Regions from separate parts of the Homo sapiens genome. Here region 2 is linked to region 1. A link is a loop called in an ENCODE intact Hi-C map of the cell type or tissue named here. Cell type or tissue: CD14-positive monocyte. All regions are shown on one strand. Links, peaks and the distances in the headings refer to the core of each region. The heading gives the core; the rest is flanking DNA.

Evidence for each region. Hi-C counts contacts between places; a loop is a spot of excess contacts. Peaks named below come from ENCODE experiments on the same cell type or tissue, not always from the same donor. Only the 100,000 strongest peaks of a DNase experiment are listed, where the experiment ranks them.
Region 2: it touches region 1 in a loop (2.1-fold over the local background); 4 of 110 quality-filtered maps call a loop at or near these places.

What each region holds. Positions count from the first base shown.
Region 1 is chr15:79,988,880-79,997,671 of GRCh38, reverse strand. No RefSeq gene overlaps it. Among named protein-coding and RNA genes, the nearest start is that of BCL2A1, 22 kb to the right of the region's middle. In CD14-positive monocyte, for the core only: CTCF peaks have their summits at 3,882 and 4,082 (motif pointing right); DNase peaks (open chromatin) are centred at 2,931 and 4,111.
Region 2 is chr15:79,944,187-79,952,978 of GRCh38, reverse strand. It overlaps the pseudogene FDPSP9. Among named protein-coding and RNA genes, the nearest start is that of BCL2A1, 23 kb to the left of the region's middle. In CD14-positive monocyte, for the core only: no CTCF peak of the experiment used is centred there; a DNase peak (open chromatin) is centred at 4,568.

The sequences.
Region 1 (8,792 bases), core at 1,248-6,247:
CACCCACCACCATGCCCGGCGAATTTTTGTATTTTTAGTAGAGATGGGGTTTCACCATATTGGCCAGGCTGGTCTTGAACTCCTGACCTTGTGATCCACCCGCCTCAGCCTCCCAAAGTGCTGGGATTACAGGTGTGAGCCACCGCACCTGGCCTTTATTTTTATTTTTGAGATGGAGTCTCGCTCTGTTGCCGGGCTGGAGTGCAATGGTGCAATCTCAGCTCACTGCAACCTCCGCCTCCCGGGTTCAAGTGATTCTCCTGCCGCAGCCTCCTGAGTAGCTGGAACTACAGGTGTGCACTACCACGTCAGGCCTTTTTTTTTGCATTTTTAGTGGAAACGGGATTTCGCCATGTTAGCCAGGCTGGTCTCGAACTCCTGACCTCAGGTGATCTGCCTGCTTTGGCCTCCCAAAGTGCCAGGATTACAGGCGAGAGCCACTGTTCCCAGCCTCCTCTTACATTCTTTACAGTCAATCTTCACCTTTGCTCCTCAGAGATATGCACTCCTCTGATTTTTTTTCCACCATAGATTAGTTTTGTCTGTTTTATACTTTCATATAAATGGAATTATACAGTATTTACACAGTATTTACCTTTTTATAAGGCTTTTTAAACTTAGCATAATATGTTGACATCTATCTGTGTTGCTTGTATCAATAGATCAATAGTTCGTTCTTTTTTTTTTTTTTTTTTTGAGACGGAGTCTTGCTCTGTTGCCCAGGCTGGAGTGCGGTGGTGCAATCTTGGCTCACTGTAACCTCCGCCTTCTGGGTTCAAGCAATTTTCCTGTCTCAGCCTCCTGAGTAGCTGGGATTATAGGTGCCCACCACCACACCCAGCTATTTTTTGCATTTTTAGTAGAGATGGGGTTTCACCATGTTGGCCAAGCTGGCCTCGAACTCTTGACTTCAAGTGATCTGCCCACCTTGGCCTCCCAAAGTGCTGGGATTACAGGCATGAGCCACCGTGCCCAGCCCAGTCTTTTTTTTATTACTGAGTAGTATTCTGTTTACATATGTACTATAGTTTGTTTATTCAGTATTCCATTGGAGGACTGCTGAGCTGCATTGTAACCAAAATGAAAATCCTGGGTCCGGGTGCAGTGGCTTACGCCTGTAATCCCAGCACTGTGGGAAGCTGAGGCGGGCAGATCACCTGAGGTCAGGAGTTCCAGACCAGCCTGGCCAACATGGTGAAACCCCGTCTCTACTAAAAATACAAAAATTAGCCAGGTGTGGTGGCGGGCACCTGTGATCCCAGCTACTTGAGAGGCTGAGGCAGGAGAATTGCTTGAACCCAGGAGGCAGAGGTTGCAGTGAGCCAAGATTGCGCCACTGTACTCCAGTCTGGGCAACAAGAGCGAAACTCCGTCTCGAAAAAAAAAAAAAAAAAAAATCCACAGTGATGCCAATGCTGATGCTGGAGCCCCAGGGCCCACACTTTGGGTTCCCAGGGACTCCTATGGTCAGACTGTAGGAAGATCAGTCTTGGGGTGTTGAGAGATGGGAGTGGATTTGGGAGAGCCTGGAACAGAGAGGAGGAATCATGGAAACTGACGAGTGACATGGGGCAGGGGCCGGGACAAAGATTTTCACAGCAGGACTAAATGGAAAAGGGTCAGATGAAGAGCAATTTCTTTTGGATGCAGTTATCATTGTAATAATTATTAGTATTCAAAATAACAAGTATCTTATAAATCTTAATATGAAAGTGTATACTTTTGTTGGGGATGATGCATCCACATTACCACACCAGGCTAATTTTTGTATTTTTAGTAGAGATGGGGTTTCACCGGGTTGGCCTGGCTGGTCTCAAACTCCTGACCTCAGGTGATCCACCCGCCTCGGCCTCCCAAAGTGCTAGGATTACAGGCGTGACCCACCACACCCGGCTGGGGATGCATCTCTTAATGAGACAGATAGGACTTAAAAAATTATGTTATCTATTTGTTTATATATCCATGAGTGACTATTTCTTTTTGCTAGGGGTCAGCATCACTTTTTCTTTTTTCTGTTTTTGTTTATTTTTTTTATGACCATAAGCACTGAGAAATTTTTTTAAAACAAAATAAGTAGATAGGAAGGAAAGATTTGTTATATAAATGTCATTCAATTAGAAATCTCCTCCCAAAATCACATAATAATCTATCATCAGAATTGCTTTTAACAGTGTATCAGCTGATATTTGATTGGTTCCTAGTGATGCTGTCACTGTCTACACTAAAACTTTGAGCTGTCCCTTTGCTCTGGCACCCTAGATTTTCATACCCTGGGGAAAAATGCACCACAGTGGCAGACTAGGATTGTGGAATAGGAAGTAGGAAAGAAAACCCACAGCACAATCCTTCAAATATTGGTTCATTGGCAAGCAATCTGGCTTAGAAAAGAGAACACACGAAATTGAAGATTCTCTTAAAGTTCCATTCCTGGATACCCTTTGGAAAATCTTCGGTACTCTCAGAAGTATATATTCCATATGTGCCTGTTTTTCATTCCTACCACTTTGGGCCACCTTCTTGATCTTGTACAGGCTCCTTTTCTAGAAGCTTGAAAACAACATCCAAGGTCCCCCAGGTACTATCCTATGCTTTTTCTTCTCGTCCCACACGACCCGCTTTTCATGGGTGATTTCAATTTCTTCGAAGACTTCAGAGCTATAAATATGTGAATGACTCCCAGTCTCTGGCTGAAACATCTCTCCAAAGCTCCAGACCCACTGAACTGCCTCCTTTGTTCCTTCAATACCAACTCCACATGTCCTAAGCGGATCTTATCCTCTCCATCAAACCTGCCCTCAGGAGTGTATCCTTTACTTACTCAACTCCTCCAGTTTCCTCATTCCCAAGTCATCGGTCACTGTGGTTTTGCTTCCTTAATGCCTCTCAGATCTGTCTTTTTGTCTCCACCCTGATGATCTTGACCTTAATTTGGGTCTCAAGTATGTCTTCTCTAGTTACAAAGGGGATTACCAAATTACGAAAGCATCTGAACCAGGTTCCTGGTTTCTGGTCCTCTCCCTTCCAGACTCTCCTCTGTTACTAGATTATTCTTTCTAAAATGCAGATCTAGGCCAGGTACAGTGGCTCACACCTGTAATCCCCAGCACTTTGGGAGGCCGAGGCGGGTGGATCACCTGAGGTCAGGAGTTCGAGAACAGACTGGCCATCATGGCGAAACCCCCCTCTGTACTAAAAATACAAAAAATATTAGCCAGGCATGGTGGCAGGCGCCTGTAATCCCAGCTACTCGGGAGGCTGAGGTAGGACAATGGCTTGAACCCAAGAGGCAGAGGTTGCAGTGAGCCCAGATCATGCCGCTGCACTCCAGCCTGGGCAACAAGAGCGAAACTCCATCTCAATAATAATAATAATAATAATAATAATAATAATAATAATAATAAAATAAAATTCAGATCTAACTGAGTCAGTGACTTGCTCCAAGCCCCATAGCCTGCAGGAGAAGGTCTATTCTTCTTAACATCACTTGAAGATCCTTTATGACCTGGCCCCTGGCCACCTGTGGCCTTTCCTCCACTGGTTGTTAACTGGACTTTGCTGAAATTGAAACACTTGCAGTTCTGCCCCAGCTTCTGTTCACTTTTCTATCCCATCCTTCAGCCTGGATCATCTATCTTTAACCTCTTCTCAGTCTGACAGACTCCTACACATGCCAAAGCTTCAGCTCCATGGTAATCTCATCCGGGAGGCTTTCCAATTCACTCTGTGTTCCTCTCTATCAGAGCACTTGGCACATGCAGTTATGATTTTCATGCATTTGGCTGTTCCCTCACTAGACTGTGAGCAACTCAAGGGCCACATCTTCCCTCTCAAATCTCCAGTGTCTTAGCAAAGGTCTGTCACAGACAAGGAACTCCTTGTATTATGAAGGACGTTTGTTGCAAACACAGCAGAACAGCAACTCTGATTTGCAGGTGTTTTCCCATACAGAGTTGCCAGAGGTCTCTGGTTTTCTCAATTCAGGCTAAGCCTTTGGTAATGGTGCCTGCAGCACTTTGCAGTTTGATATTAAGTAGAGAGAGAGGAAGGGGCTCAGGACTACAAAGGTTCCTCCGCTGCAGTTCCATTTGAGAACACGAGATGGCGCCCTGCGGCGGCCTGTTGAGATAGTCTTGGGACATTTTCCTACGTGATAGTCTGCCAAGCCCAGCAACGGCAGAAGCCCCAATAACCCAGAGTTAGAGATGAGATTGATACCCAATTGTTTGTTATGCTGAATAGAGCTATCAAGTGGTTGCATTTATCATTCATTATATGTGAATTTAAGAAAAACAAAAAAAAACTTCTTTTTTTTTTTTGAGACGGAGTCTCGCTTTATCGCCCAGGCTGGAGTGCAGTGGCGCGATCTCGGTTTACTGCAAGCTCCGCCTCCTGGGTTCACGCCATTCTCCTGCCTCAGCCTCCTGAGTAGCTGGGACTACAGGCGCCCGCCACCGCACCCGGCTAATTTTTTGTGTTTTAGTAGAGACGGGGTTTCACCATGTAGGATGGTCTCGATCTCCTGACCTCGTGATCCGCCCGCCTCGGCCTCCCAAAATGCTGGGATTACAAGCGTGAGCCACCGCGCCCAGGCAAAAAAAACTTTTCTTTAAAGACAACTTTGTCTTTAAAGACAAAGTTCCACTCCGTCACCCAGGCTGGGGTGCAGTGGTGTGATTATAGCTCACCGCAATCTCGACCTCCTGGCCTTACATGATCCTCCTGCTTTGGCCTCCCAAAATGTTGGGATTACAGGCGTTAGCCACCATGCCTAGCAGAAAAATTTACAAGTAGCATTTAATCTATGTATTTTGGAGTCAGATGGCCCTGGGTTTTAATCCTGGCTCTGCTACTTACTAGCTGTGTGACCTGTCAAGTTCTGGGTCTTGGGTTCCTCCTCCGTGAAACAGTTAATAAGTCCTTTTACAAACTTTAAATGAGATGAGGTTTGTAGAATTCTCAGTGCGATCCTGGCACATGCTAGATGTTCAGTAAATATTCATTTTTTTTCCCTTTTAAAAATCCTTACGGCTGGGTGCGGTGGTTCATGACTGTAATCCCAGCACTTTGGGAGGCCGAGGCGGGTGGATCACGAGGTCAGAAGTTAGAGACCAGCCTGGACGATATGGTGAAACCCTGTCTCTACTGAAGACAAAAAATACAAAAAATTAGCTGGGCATGGTGGTGCGCACCAGTAGTCCCAACTACTCAGGAGGCTGAGAATCGCTTGAACCTGGGAGGCAGAGGTTGCAGTGAGCCGAGATCATGCCACTGCACTCCAGCCTGGGCAACAGAGTGAGACTTTGTCTAAAAAAAAAAAAAAAAGAAAAATTCTTACGTCACCTTACCATAATCCTTTTACACTCATTGCTTTCTATTTTATTTTATGATAGCTTTTTCTGTTTATGTCTTATTGCTACTTAGTCTAGTCTGGGGAACTCTTTGAGGGCAGGACTTGTCTGATTTTTCTTCATCTTCAGCACCCAGCTCAGTGCTAGGTACATAGCAGGAGTTCAATAAATAATCAATGAAAACATAATGAATGCATCCAGTTTATATGGGTACATTCCCCCTACTTCCCCACCCAATGTCCTCTTACTGGACCACAGAAAAACCTGAGCTATTCAGATAAAGATTCTTCGGCATTTTTTGCTTAAAACACACAACAGGGAAAATCTGATAAAACCTGAACAGTTACTTTTGCCATCATTGACTCCAGAGGCTTGTCTGCCTGCATGTGCCAACTGAAGAGTGGTTTTTTTGTTTTGCTTTGTTTCGTTTTGTTTTGTTTTGTTTTTTGAGACGTAGTCTCACTCTGTCCCCCAGGCTGGAGTGCAGTGGCACGATCTCGGCTCACTGCAACCTCCGCCTCCCGGGTTCAAGTGATTCTCCTGCCTCAGCCTCCCCAGCAGCTAGGATTACAGGCACATGCCACCACGCCCAGCTAATTTTTTGTATTTTTAGTAGAGACAAGGTTTCACCATGTTGACCAGACTGGTCTTGAACTCCTGACCTCAAGTGATCCACCCGCCTCGGCCACCCAAAGTGCTGGGATTACAGGCGTGAGCCACCACGCCCGGCCTGCAGAGTGGTTTGAACAGCAACTTTCCAGGCCTGGTGTGGCGACTCACCCCTGTAAACTCAGCACTTTGGGAGGCCGAGGCAGGCAGATCACCTAAGTTCAGGAGTTTGAGACCAGCCTGGCCAACATGGCGAAAACCTGTCCCTACTAAAAATACAAAAATTAGCCGGGCATCCATGGCACACATCTGTAAATCCCAGCTACTCAGGCGGCTGAGGCATGAGAATCACTTGAACCTAGGAGGCAGAGGTTGCAGTGAGCCGAGATCGTGCCACTGCACTCCAGCCTGGGTGACAGAACGAGACTCCGTCTCCGGAAAAAAAAAAAAAAAAAAGGCAACTTTCCAGGGCAGACTTGCCTGGCTGTGGAGAAAAGTGCAGCCCCTCAGGGCAGACACATGATGCCCTGTTATGGGCAGGAGCCAGCAGCTGGGACTGGCCACTTGGGCTTGGCTGGCAGAGAGGGAACCAAGACAGAAAGGACAGGTGGGCTGGGATTGCCCTCCCTTGGTTTGGACTTAGTCTGAGTCTGTCGTCCTGACAGCGCCTGTGTCATTGTGGGAAGTAGTTCCGGCATCTCCACTGAGAGGGTGTACCTAGGCCTGGAATGATCGCTACCTTTCCTTAGGATGGCCAGCCCATCTAGGTGGGACCACGGGAGTCACCCACCTTGCCTCAGGTTAAGAGAAGACCTCCTGAGCAGGGGCCCTGCACTATGAACAGTTCACCAGTGAGGGGCAATTGAGACATGAGGAGATGCTTTGTGCACAGGCCATGGGGTCTCCAAACCACTGCACTGAGCCCTACCGCTTCCCCCATGCGTTCAAAATGCTACCAAACACAAGGCATGTAATGAACCAGGGAGAAACCACCTCTGACCATTAATTCCTCTGTACCTGGACTAAGATCCACAATGAAGACTCAGCTGTAGGCATAGAGGCTTTGCCCTGGAGGCCTCCTTAATGTCCCCAGCTTGGCCAAGAATTTAAATCCTCTCCTGTCTCTTGTCTAGGACTTTTTACTTTGTACGTACGACAGGTCAAATGATTTGAGAAATGGGAAGTGGGAATAGAAGATTCTGGAAACCCCCCCAAACTGTCCTGATGCTGGAGTGGTGCGGCTGTTCAAACTGTCTGTTGTGGAAGATGGAGATGGGGATACCAAAGATGACAAAGGAAGGGAGTTTCCTGTGGAAGGTACCTTTTATTAAACGGGATGGATGCCTCCCAAGGGTACCAGAAAACAAAGGCTGTAAAGACACTCAAATTCAATGGAACTTCTATTTTATAAAAACTTTTTTTATCAGGGAAAATTTTTAAGTTACACAAAATGGTGAAAGTAGCATAATGAACCCCCACCTGCTTCTCACTCAGCTTCACAAATTTCCAACATTTCACCCATTCTTCCTTCATCTGTCCCCAACTTTTTTTTTGCTAGAGTAGAAGCAACTCTCTTCCCTTATTTTAGGAGACTGCTAAGCCCTTGTAAAGATCTAAGATAAGTATCAAAGATAGAATTTACAGGGCTGGGAGGAACTTGGAAATGTTCTAGTCCAACTTAGGTTACAGGTAGGAAAACTGAAACCCAGAGAGGAAGATGCACACTGGAAGGCTGAGGCTGAGCCTGGGCTAGAGACCAAGCCTAGACCTCCCAGTGGCTGACTCGTCCAGCTTCAGGCAATGAGAAGCCACTGAAGGTTGCAGCAAAATCTATTATGAAGGAGAGAGAGTGTTGCAAGAACACTTGAGACAGTTTCCTGTTCAAAAGTCACGGAGCATCATGAGGAGCTCACATGGACACAGAGCTTAGGAGTTTGCAAAACACCTTCGTTTTGATTAGAACGTTTTATCCTCACGACATCTATGAATGGTACATGTTATCTTTGTAAACCCAATAGGAAATTCAGGAAGCAAAGGGATTTAAGCCAGTGGCTGATCCAGGACTAGCACCAAGGTCTCAGAATGTGTTTTCCAGCCCAGCGTCCTTCTCTTGGTTTGGCTGTGTCCCTGATGAAAGGTGGAGTGCTCCAGAGCTGGGCTGCCTGCTTCTGGGATCCAGTAGCTTTGAGACCCCAAGCATCTCTTGCAGTTTTACCCCAAAGAGGAAAAACCACAAAGACAGTGGTTTTGTGAAGGGTGGAAATCCGGTCTCTTTGGTAAGATCCAGGCATTGGGATGCCATTGTGACTTTGGACTCAAGGTTCCCTACCAAGCAGGAATATCTTCCCTGATGTAGCTGAAGGTGATGCAGAGCTGGGGGAGGGAGGGTCAGAGTATTCCAGAAGCCTTTGGGCATGAAGGGCTACATGCTTGATGGGGAGTGAATCTTTCCTTCACTGCCTGGCCGAGCAGCATCTGAGTGGCAGGGGTGGCCAGTTCTTTAGCACTAAGTCCCAGACACATAACTTTCAAAGGGTCTTGGAACATCAGTACAGTCAGCAAGGGGGAGGCTGCTACTTTCCATTCTGCCCTTAGGCAAGAACTGGGGAGTATAGGAGCGCTATGAGGGCTTACTGTGGGCCAAAGTCCTGTACTAGGTCCTTTAATGGCATTTTTTAAGAAAAATGACTTTCAAAACCTACTATTGCTACTATTCATCCCAGTTTACAGATGAAGCCACTGAGGCTCAGAGAGGTTAGGAAACTTCTCCAGTACCACAGAGTTACAGTGACCAAGCTGGGTCAGAGTCCAGTTCTCTCTGGCTCTTTCCACTCT
Region 2 (8,792 bases), core at 1,817-6,816, 45 kb after region 1:
GCAGGAGAATCGCTTGAACCTGGGAGGTGGAGGTTGCAGTGAGCCGAGATCATGCCACTGCACTCCTGCCTGGGCAACAGAGTGAGACTCCATCTCAAAAAAAAAGTATATAAATTATATATATTATATATAAATTAACATAAATTATATAATTTATATAAAATTAATATATATAATTTCATATATATATAAATTACTTATTAAACTACTGCTATCCTGACTCGAGCCACTTGAAGTCCCTTGTATAGATTTTGCAGTGACCTCCTAGCTGGTCGTCTGGCTTATTTCCTTGCTCCTCTACAATTTGTTCCCAACCTGCAGTCAGAAGGGTCCTTCAAAATATAAGATCACTTGTGTTCCCTCTCCATTCACAACTCAGTGGTTTCCGCTGCACACAGAGAAATAGTCCAAGTTCTTAAAATGGGCTCTAAGGCCTTTCACAATTTACTTCCCTGTGAACAGCTTGACTTCATCTTTCCCTTGCTCAAGAAGCTTCCCTACAGTGTCAACCACACTCCCTCTTCCCAATTTCTGAAACCTCTTATGTTACTGAGTCTTTTTTTAGGATCTTGATCTGTGCCTTGGTAACATGGCTCCTGAGGCTTAAACAAAATTGGTGAAATGTCCACAGAGCTCTCTGGGGACTCAGAACCGTAATGAACTTCACACCTAGTGTGGCATGTACAAGTGCTGGTGCTTTGAAAGTACAATCCTTGATGGAAATGCAGAGTATGAATACTACATTGTTGTTAACTGTCAAGGATTTTGGAGCAAATGAGGAAGACTTTTCCCTCAAGGGAATCAAAGCTTTACCTAACTGGACAAGGGTGTTTTATTTTTAAAGGGTTCTGTCCAGGGTGCAGAATCATCAGAGTAGATATGAATACACAGGAAATCGATGCCTCCGGAATTCCGCCGGGGCACCTGACCCACAGCATTCTTCCTCCACAGTGCTGGGGTCGCCTCCATCAGTAAGTCCTCAGGCAGCTCTGCCTGCCTCTTCAGTGTCCTTTTGCTTTCACCCTTGTTGATATCCAATCAGCTTCTCAACCAGAAACTTGGTTCCTGGCAGTCATTCTCAAACCTTCTTCCATTCCTTTTATTCAACTAAAAATGGACAAATGCTGCCAATTTTACTTGTTAAGTATCTCTTAATCTACCCATTTTTCTCATTCTTAACTTTTATGCCAACCACTGATAGAACCTTTTTTTTTTTTTTGAGGCGGAGTCCCGCTCTGTCGCTCAGGCTGGAGTGCAGTGGCGCGATCTCAGCTCACTGTAGCCTCCGCTTCCCGGGTTCAAGCAATTCTCCCGCCTCAGCCTCCAGAGCAGCTGGGACTACAGACGCGCACTACCACACCTGGCTAATTTTTTTTCTATTTTTAGTAGAGACGGGGTTTCACCATGTTGGTCAAGCTGGTCTTGATCTCCTGACCTCGTGATCCACCTGCCTCGGCCTCCCAAAGTGCTGGGATTATAGGTGTGAGCCACCGCGCCCGGCCCCTTCCCTCCCCCAACCCCCCCCCAAATCCCCGCTTTTTTTTTGAGACAGAGTTTCGCTCTTGTTGCCCAGGCTGGAGTGCAATGGCATGATCGCGGCTCACCGCAACCTCCGCCTCCCGGGTTCAAGCTATTCTCCCGCCTCAGCCTCCCGAGTAGCTGGGATTACAGGCATGTGCCACCATGCCTGGCTAATTTTGTATTTTTAGTAGAGACGGGTTTTCTCCATGTTGGTCAGGCTGGTCTCGAATTCCTGACCTCAGGTGATCTGCCCGCCTCGGCCTCCCAAAGTGCTGGAGTGTGAGCCACCTCGCCCGGCCACAACCTTTTTTTTTTTTTTTGAGACGGAGTCGTCGCCCAGGCTGGAGTGCAGTGGCGCGATCTGGGCTCGCTGCAAGCTCCGCCTCTCGGGTTTGGCCATTCTCCTGCCTCAGCCTCCCAAGTTGCTGGGACTACAGGCGCCCACCACGCCCAGCTATTTTTTTTTGTATTTTTAGTACAGATGGGGTTTCACCATGTTAGCCAGGATGGTCTGGATCTCCCGACCTCGTGATCCACCCGCCTCGGCCTCCCAAAGTGCTGAGATTACAGGCGTGAGCCACAGCGACCGGCCCAGGCCACAGCCTTTTTACTCATGTATCCATATCTACACCTGTCTCCATTTGGTACATTTGATACAGCCAGCGTATTAATCTTAAAAAGGAAATCTAATGTCACAATACTGCTTAAAAATCATTCAATTAATTCCAGCACTTTGGGAAGCCAAGGCAGGAGGATCACAGGTCAGGAGATTGAAACCATCCTGGGCAACATGGTGAAACCCTGTCTCTACTAAAAATACAAAAATTATCTGGGCCAGGTGATCAAGGTTAAGGTGATAAGTTGTGTTGATAGCACACCTTGATATCATGTAATGAAAAGGCATTTAGTCTTTGTGGTATTGTTTCCCCAAAACCCATAATCCCAGGAAAACATCAAATGTAAATTGGGGACATTCTACAAAATACCTAACCAGTATTTCTCAAAACTGTCAAGGTCATCAAAAACAAAAAGTCTGAGGAAATTTTCACGTTTAAGAGGAGCCTATAGGCCAGGCATGGTGGCTTACACCTGTAATCCCAGCACTTGGGGAGGCCAAGGTGGGCAGATCACAAGGTCAGGAGTTCAAGCCTAGCCTGGCCAACATGGTGAAACCCTGTCTCTATTAAAAATACAAAAATTAGCCAGCGTGGTGGTACATGCCTGTAATCCCAGCTACTAGGAAGGCTTAGGCAGGAGAATCGCTTGAACCTGGGAGGTGGGGGTTGCATTGAGCCCAGATAGTGCCATTGCACTCCATCCTAGGCGACAGAGTGAGACTCCAACTAAAAAAAAAAAAAAAAAAAAAAAAAAAAAAAAAAAAAAAAAAAAAAAAAAGAGGAGCCTATAGAGACACAGTGTGGTACCCTGGACTGGATCCTAGAACAGAAAATAGATATCACTGATATCACTGGAAAAACCAGTAAAAAAAAGTTTGGAGTCTATTTAATAGTAATATATCAGTGTTTCTTAGTTTTGTCAAATGTGCCATGGTAATGTAAGATCTTAACTTTGGGGAAACTGGATAAAGGATATGTGGGAACTGTTAGTATTATCTTTGCAACTTTTAGGTGAATTTCAAATTATTCCAAAATGTTCATTGAAAAACAAACAGATGGCTGGGCACGGTGGCTCACACCGGTAATCCCAGCACTTTGGGAGGCGGGGGCAGGTAGATCATGAGGTCAGGAGATAGAGACCATCCTGGCTAACTGGGTGGAACCTTGTCTCTACTAAAAAAAAAAAAAAAATACAAAAAATTAGTGGGGCATGGTGGCAGGCACCTGTAGTCCCAGCTACTTGGGAGGCTGAGGCAGGAGAATCGCTTGAACCCAGGAGGCAGAGGTTGCAGTGAGCCAAGATTGTGCCACTGCACTCCGGCCTGGGTGACAGAGTGAGACTCCATCTCAAAACAAAACAAACACAAACAAACAAACAGACACTGGCTGGATGCGGTGGCTCATGCCTGTAATTGCAGCACTTGGGGAGGCCGAGGCGGGTGGATCACCTGAGGTCAGGAGTTCGAGACCAGCCTGGCCAACATGGCAAAACCCCGTCACTACTAACAATACAAAAAATTAGTCAGGCATGGTGGCGGGAACCTGTAATCTCAGCTATTTGGGAGGCTGAGGCAGAAGAATTGCCTGAACCCGGAAGGCAAAGGTTGCAGTGAGCTGAGATCATGCCATTGCACTCCAGCCTGGGTGACAGAGCGAGACTCTGTCTCAAAAAAAAAAAAAAAAAAAAAAACAGACAAACAAAATACAAGCTCATGTCATCTGGACCCAGGTTCTTCAGCTTCATCTCGTGCCTCTCTCCTCTTGGCTCTTGGTTGATTAGCCATTGTGGCCACCTTTCAATTCCTCTAAAATATCATGCCATGTTTCCCTTTAGAAACTTTGTATATACAGTTGTTTCTTCATGAAAAATTTTCCAGTTTTTCTCTCTTCCCTGTTCTCACTCTCTCACCTAAAGAATGCATACTTAGCCTTGTGATTTCAGCTGAAAAGTCATTTCCTTGGAGTGGGGGTGGGGGTGATGGTGGAACGGGGGAAGGAGGGGTCACCAGCAACCTCCTGATCTATCTAAATGGAGAGAATGCTCTGTGCAGGCTGACTGTATTATCGTTTGCATGATAATTTTATTTCTTCCTGCAAATTGGCACTTGGTTTATACATTGATTAGTGGTAGTACTTCCCAAACACAACCAGTGAGACCGCATGGCACTTGGTTATTGGGTTTTCCCTGGTGACACTGTGGCTTTTCTTTTAAATTTCTACAATGACTACCTACCACCCCGAGCTGAGGAAGTCAGCCCCTTCTGAAAACTAGCTTTCCATACCACCCTTAAAGTGTGGTGCAGCGCTTCAGCTATAGCTCCGTCAGCAAAGAGTACAATGGGGTTTCTTCTCTTGACCTGGACTTCCAACAGCAGCTGGGGATTTTATTAGCTTAATAAGTTGCTCTTCCCACCTCATTGTCGCATGACACAGCCTTCCCTCACTGACTCAGCAGCTATCTGCCGAGCATCCGTTCCACACCAGGCCTGGTGCTGAGCAGTGAAGATACAGGTGACTACAGAACATGGGCCGGTCTCATACTTCACAGGATGAACAAGAACAGAGCTACAGAGCTAATAAAACAGTGCTGTGACAGAGGAGGAGGTGCATTTTAGTGTCAGTTTTGGAGATCCTGGGTTAGAATCTGATAACCTTTATGTAGTACGTACGTGAGCTAGGGCAAGACACAGGATTTCCAAACCTGTTTCCTCTTCTATAAAAATACTGTAATAATAAGTACTTTGTGGTTCATTTTGAGGAACATAAGAAATTTAACTTGGCACCTGGCATTTAGTAAACTCAGAAATGGTACCTATTATCACTGGCCTTATTGTAGTCCAGATGCCCATTCTCCTCTCATCCTCCAGTGTTTTTTTTGTTTGTTTGTTTGTTTTTTTTTAGACAGATTCTCGCTCTGTTGCCCAGGCTGGAGTGCAGTGGCATGATCTCGGCTCACTGCAAGCTCCGCCTGCCGGGTTCACGCCATTCTTCTGCCTCAGCCTCCCAAGTAGCTGGGACTACAGGCGCCCACCACCATGCCTGGCTAATTTTTTGTGTTTTTAGTAGAGACGGGGTTTCACCATGTTAGCCAGGATGGTCTCAATCTCCTGACCTCGTGATCTGCCTGCGGCGGCCTCCCAAAATGCTGGGATTACAGGTGTGAGCCACCATGCCTGGCCTCATCCTCCAGTTTTTAAATTTTTCCCATACTAATCAGCCTTATGTTTACCCACAAGAATCCACTCACACGACTGTGCAATAAGGACCACTGAATATTTTGTCGGGGAGAGAGGTGAGAGGCCACATAAAATATAACTGAAAAAAAATTCCTCTTAGACATTTTTATTCTTCAAATTTTTCTTCCTGGCTGTGTTGTTTCCAGGGACTTTCCCCTTCTCTCCTCTCCCTCCAATGCAGGAGAAACTAGCCTTCTTATCCCCACAATCTTTTCTTTGTATTTGAGTGATTTCCCTCTACTCTTCCCTTTGGGAAGCAACTTTAAGTCCTGTAGTCATCTTATGTACAGCAGTTGAGGGATCATGTTTTTATCATTTTGGCTTCTAGCTCTCTACCCCAAGTGTCTTCCAGAAGTACTTCTTAAAAAAAGAAGTCATACACATGGTACTTTCCTAGGAGGAGTTCTAGTGAATAAAATGCCTGTCACTCAGACTGGAGTGCAGTGGTGCTCACTGCAGCCTCAACCTCCTGGGTTCAAGTGGTCCTCCTGCCTCAGCCTCCCAAGTAGCTGGGATCACAGGTGTATGCCACCACAACTGGCTAATGTTAAATTTTTTTTGTAGATATGGAGATCTTGCTTTGTTGTCCAGGCCAGTCGTGAACTCTTGAGCTCAAGTGATCCTCCCCTCTCAGCCTGCAAAAGCTTTGGGATTACTGGCATGAGACACTGTGCCCAGCTACATGTTTTTTGACTTAACACATAGGGTCAACCAAAATTTCCATGTTTTTCATATGATGGTCTCTCCTATCACATGCTTTCACAATGTTTATTTAACAGTTAAAAAATTTTTTGAACTTTTATTTTGCACTAATTTTAGTTTTACAGAAAAGTTGCAAAAATAGTACACTTCATCTAGCTGCCACCAACATTAACATCTTATATAGTTATAGTATGACTATCCAAAGAAGGACATTAACATTGATACAGTATGATTAACCAATCTACAAATCTTACTGGTATTCCCCAGTTTTCTCACTAGTGTCCTTTTCCGGTCCAAAATCTAAAACAGATCGTGCAGTTTAGTTGTCATGTCTCCTTAAAGCTGTGACAATTCCTCAGTCTTTGTCTTTCATGACTTTGGGACTTCTGAAGATTACTAGTCTGGCATTTTATAGAATGTCCCTCAATTTGGGTTTGATGGTTTTTCATGATTAGATTGAGGTTATACATTTCTGGCAGGAATACAACAGAAAGCTGTGTCCTTTCCAGTGCATCATACTGGGGGGAACATATGTCATCTTATTAGTAATGCTAACATTGACTACTCAGTTAAGGTGGTGTCTGCTAGGTTTCTCCACTATTAAGTTTCTTGTGGGGATATATTTTTAAGATTATGGTGTTTTTGTGATTATGATGTTTCTCATCATTCTTCCACCCACTAAGCTTAGCATCCATCAACAGTTTTCATCTGCAACAATTATAACTGCAATGTTTGCTTAATGGTGATTTTCCATTTCCATTATTCCTTCCACATTTATTAACTGGAATTATGTGATAAGGAAGCATATCTCTTCTCTCCTAGTTATTTATTCATATCAGTGTGCACTATGGATATTTATTTTATGGGTTATGATGTAAGATTATCATTATTTTGTTGCTCAGATTGTCCAAGCATTAGCCATTGGGAACCCTGATTCAGCTCCTGGCTCCCTCTTGTCATGCTCCCTTCCTTTCAGAGCATGTCCTTGCTTTGTGGCACCACAAGATACTCCAGTCTCGGCTCTGATTTTCACTGCCCCAACTCTAGAATCAGCCATTTCTCCAAGAAGCTCTTTTTTTTTTTTTAAATTGGAAAATGATATTAAGAAACCAAGATCTTGATGTTAGATTTCATTGCTACTGGTGTGTTATTGCTTCCAGGTCCTCTCACAAACAGAGCCAGTTAATAAAATATAGAAAAAAATGTAAATAAAGATATTTCTATATATTTTGTATCTTTTTTTTTGTTTTTGTTTTTGTTTTTGTTTTTTTTACACAATATTTATTGAGTGCCTCCTCTCCCGAGTCCTTGCAGTCTCTAGGTCACTTTTTCTGCTTGTAGATTTTGTACACAAGCCCCAGAAACATGGCTGGGAGCAGGGGCGCTGCGTACTGTTCAGTGAGACCCATAATGTGGCTGTAACCGTCTTCCTCATACTGCAAGAACACGGCCGGCAGATCCAGCTCCTCATACAGTGCCTTCACCTGGACTACCTTCTTGGCCTTCTTCTGTCCGTAATTTTCCTTCAGGATCTGGTACTGTTCCAGAGTGGATCGTTGCAGACACTGAACCACCAGCCAGCTGCATTTGTTGTCCTGGATGTCAGTGCCAACTTTGCGGGTCACAGTGGGGTCCCCAAAGAGGTCAAGGTAACCATCCTGAATTTGAAAAAACTCTCGATCTCCAGTAGGATCTTCTAAGCATTGGCGTGCTGCTTCTCACCATCGATTCCTACCATGTACATGGCTGCAGCTACAGGAAGGTAGAAAGAGTAGAAAGCTATCTTGTACTTGACAATAGATTTGTACCTGTTTTCAGTGAATCTGCCAAAATCCACATTGTCCTAGGGGCTGTGATGAGGTCCAGGGTCTGCCCAATCTCAGGCTGACAGGAAATCTGCAGGAAGAGCTCGATCAGGTTCAGGTAATAGGGCTGTGCTTGGCAATAGAGCTTCAGCAGGTAGTAGATACATGCTTCCAGAAGGATAGCATAATTGATGGCATCCTACCCCATGCCCATCTTCTGATAACAGCAGATCTGTCCCCAGCGGGTGAGGGATGAATCCATGATGTCATCTGTCACCAGGAAGAAAGCTTGCAGCAGTTCCATACACCAGCCCACAGTCAGGCCCTCTGGAGACTATCAGCATCCTGTTTCCTTGGTTCCACCAGCTCCTGGAACGCTACTAGCACCGTCAAACCCCGGTGATACTTGCCTCCAATGGCATTGTACTCCAGGACGTCCTTGAGCCGGGCAATAGCATCTCCTATCTCTGAGTGCCCCATCTCATCCTCAGTCAGCACCCCAACGATCTGGGAGAAGTGCTGAAAGAAATCCTGCTTTTCTTGGGCATAAACATCTGATTTCTGGTCCCCATTCATTCTGAGGGAGGAGCAAAGGGCTCTGTTCCTGGATGCGAGTTCCTGCCGTATCTATCTGTGTGTGTACACTAAAAACCATGTGTTCATACCTCAGATTGACACCTCTGATTCTAATCCAAAACAACAGGGGTCATTCTAGCCTTCCCCCTTTTCTTATTTGTAACTTGTTTTTCCAACAGGGAGAGTCCTGATTGTCATTGGTCACAACAACTTTACTTATTTGTTCAATGATATACAGATACAGATAAGGTAGATTCACAATTGCTAATTTATACCCCTGTGAAAAACAAATGTACTAACCAGAGGACAATATTTGTATGAAGTTGTTTTTGTCT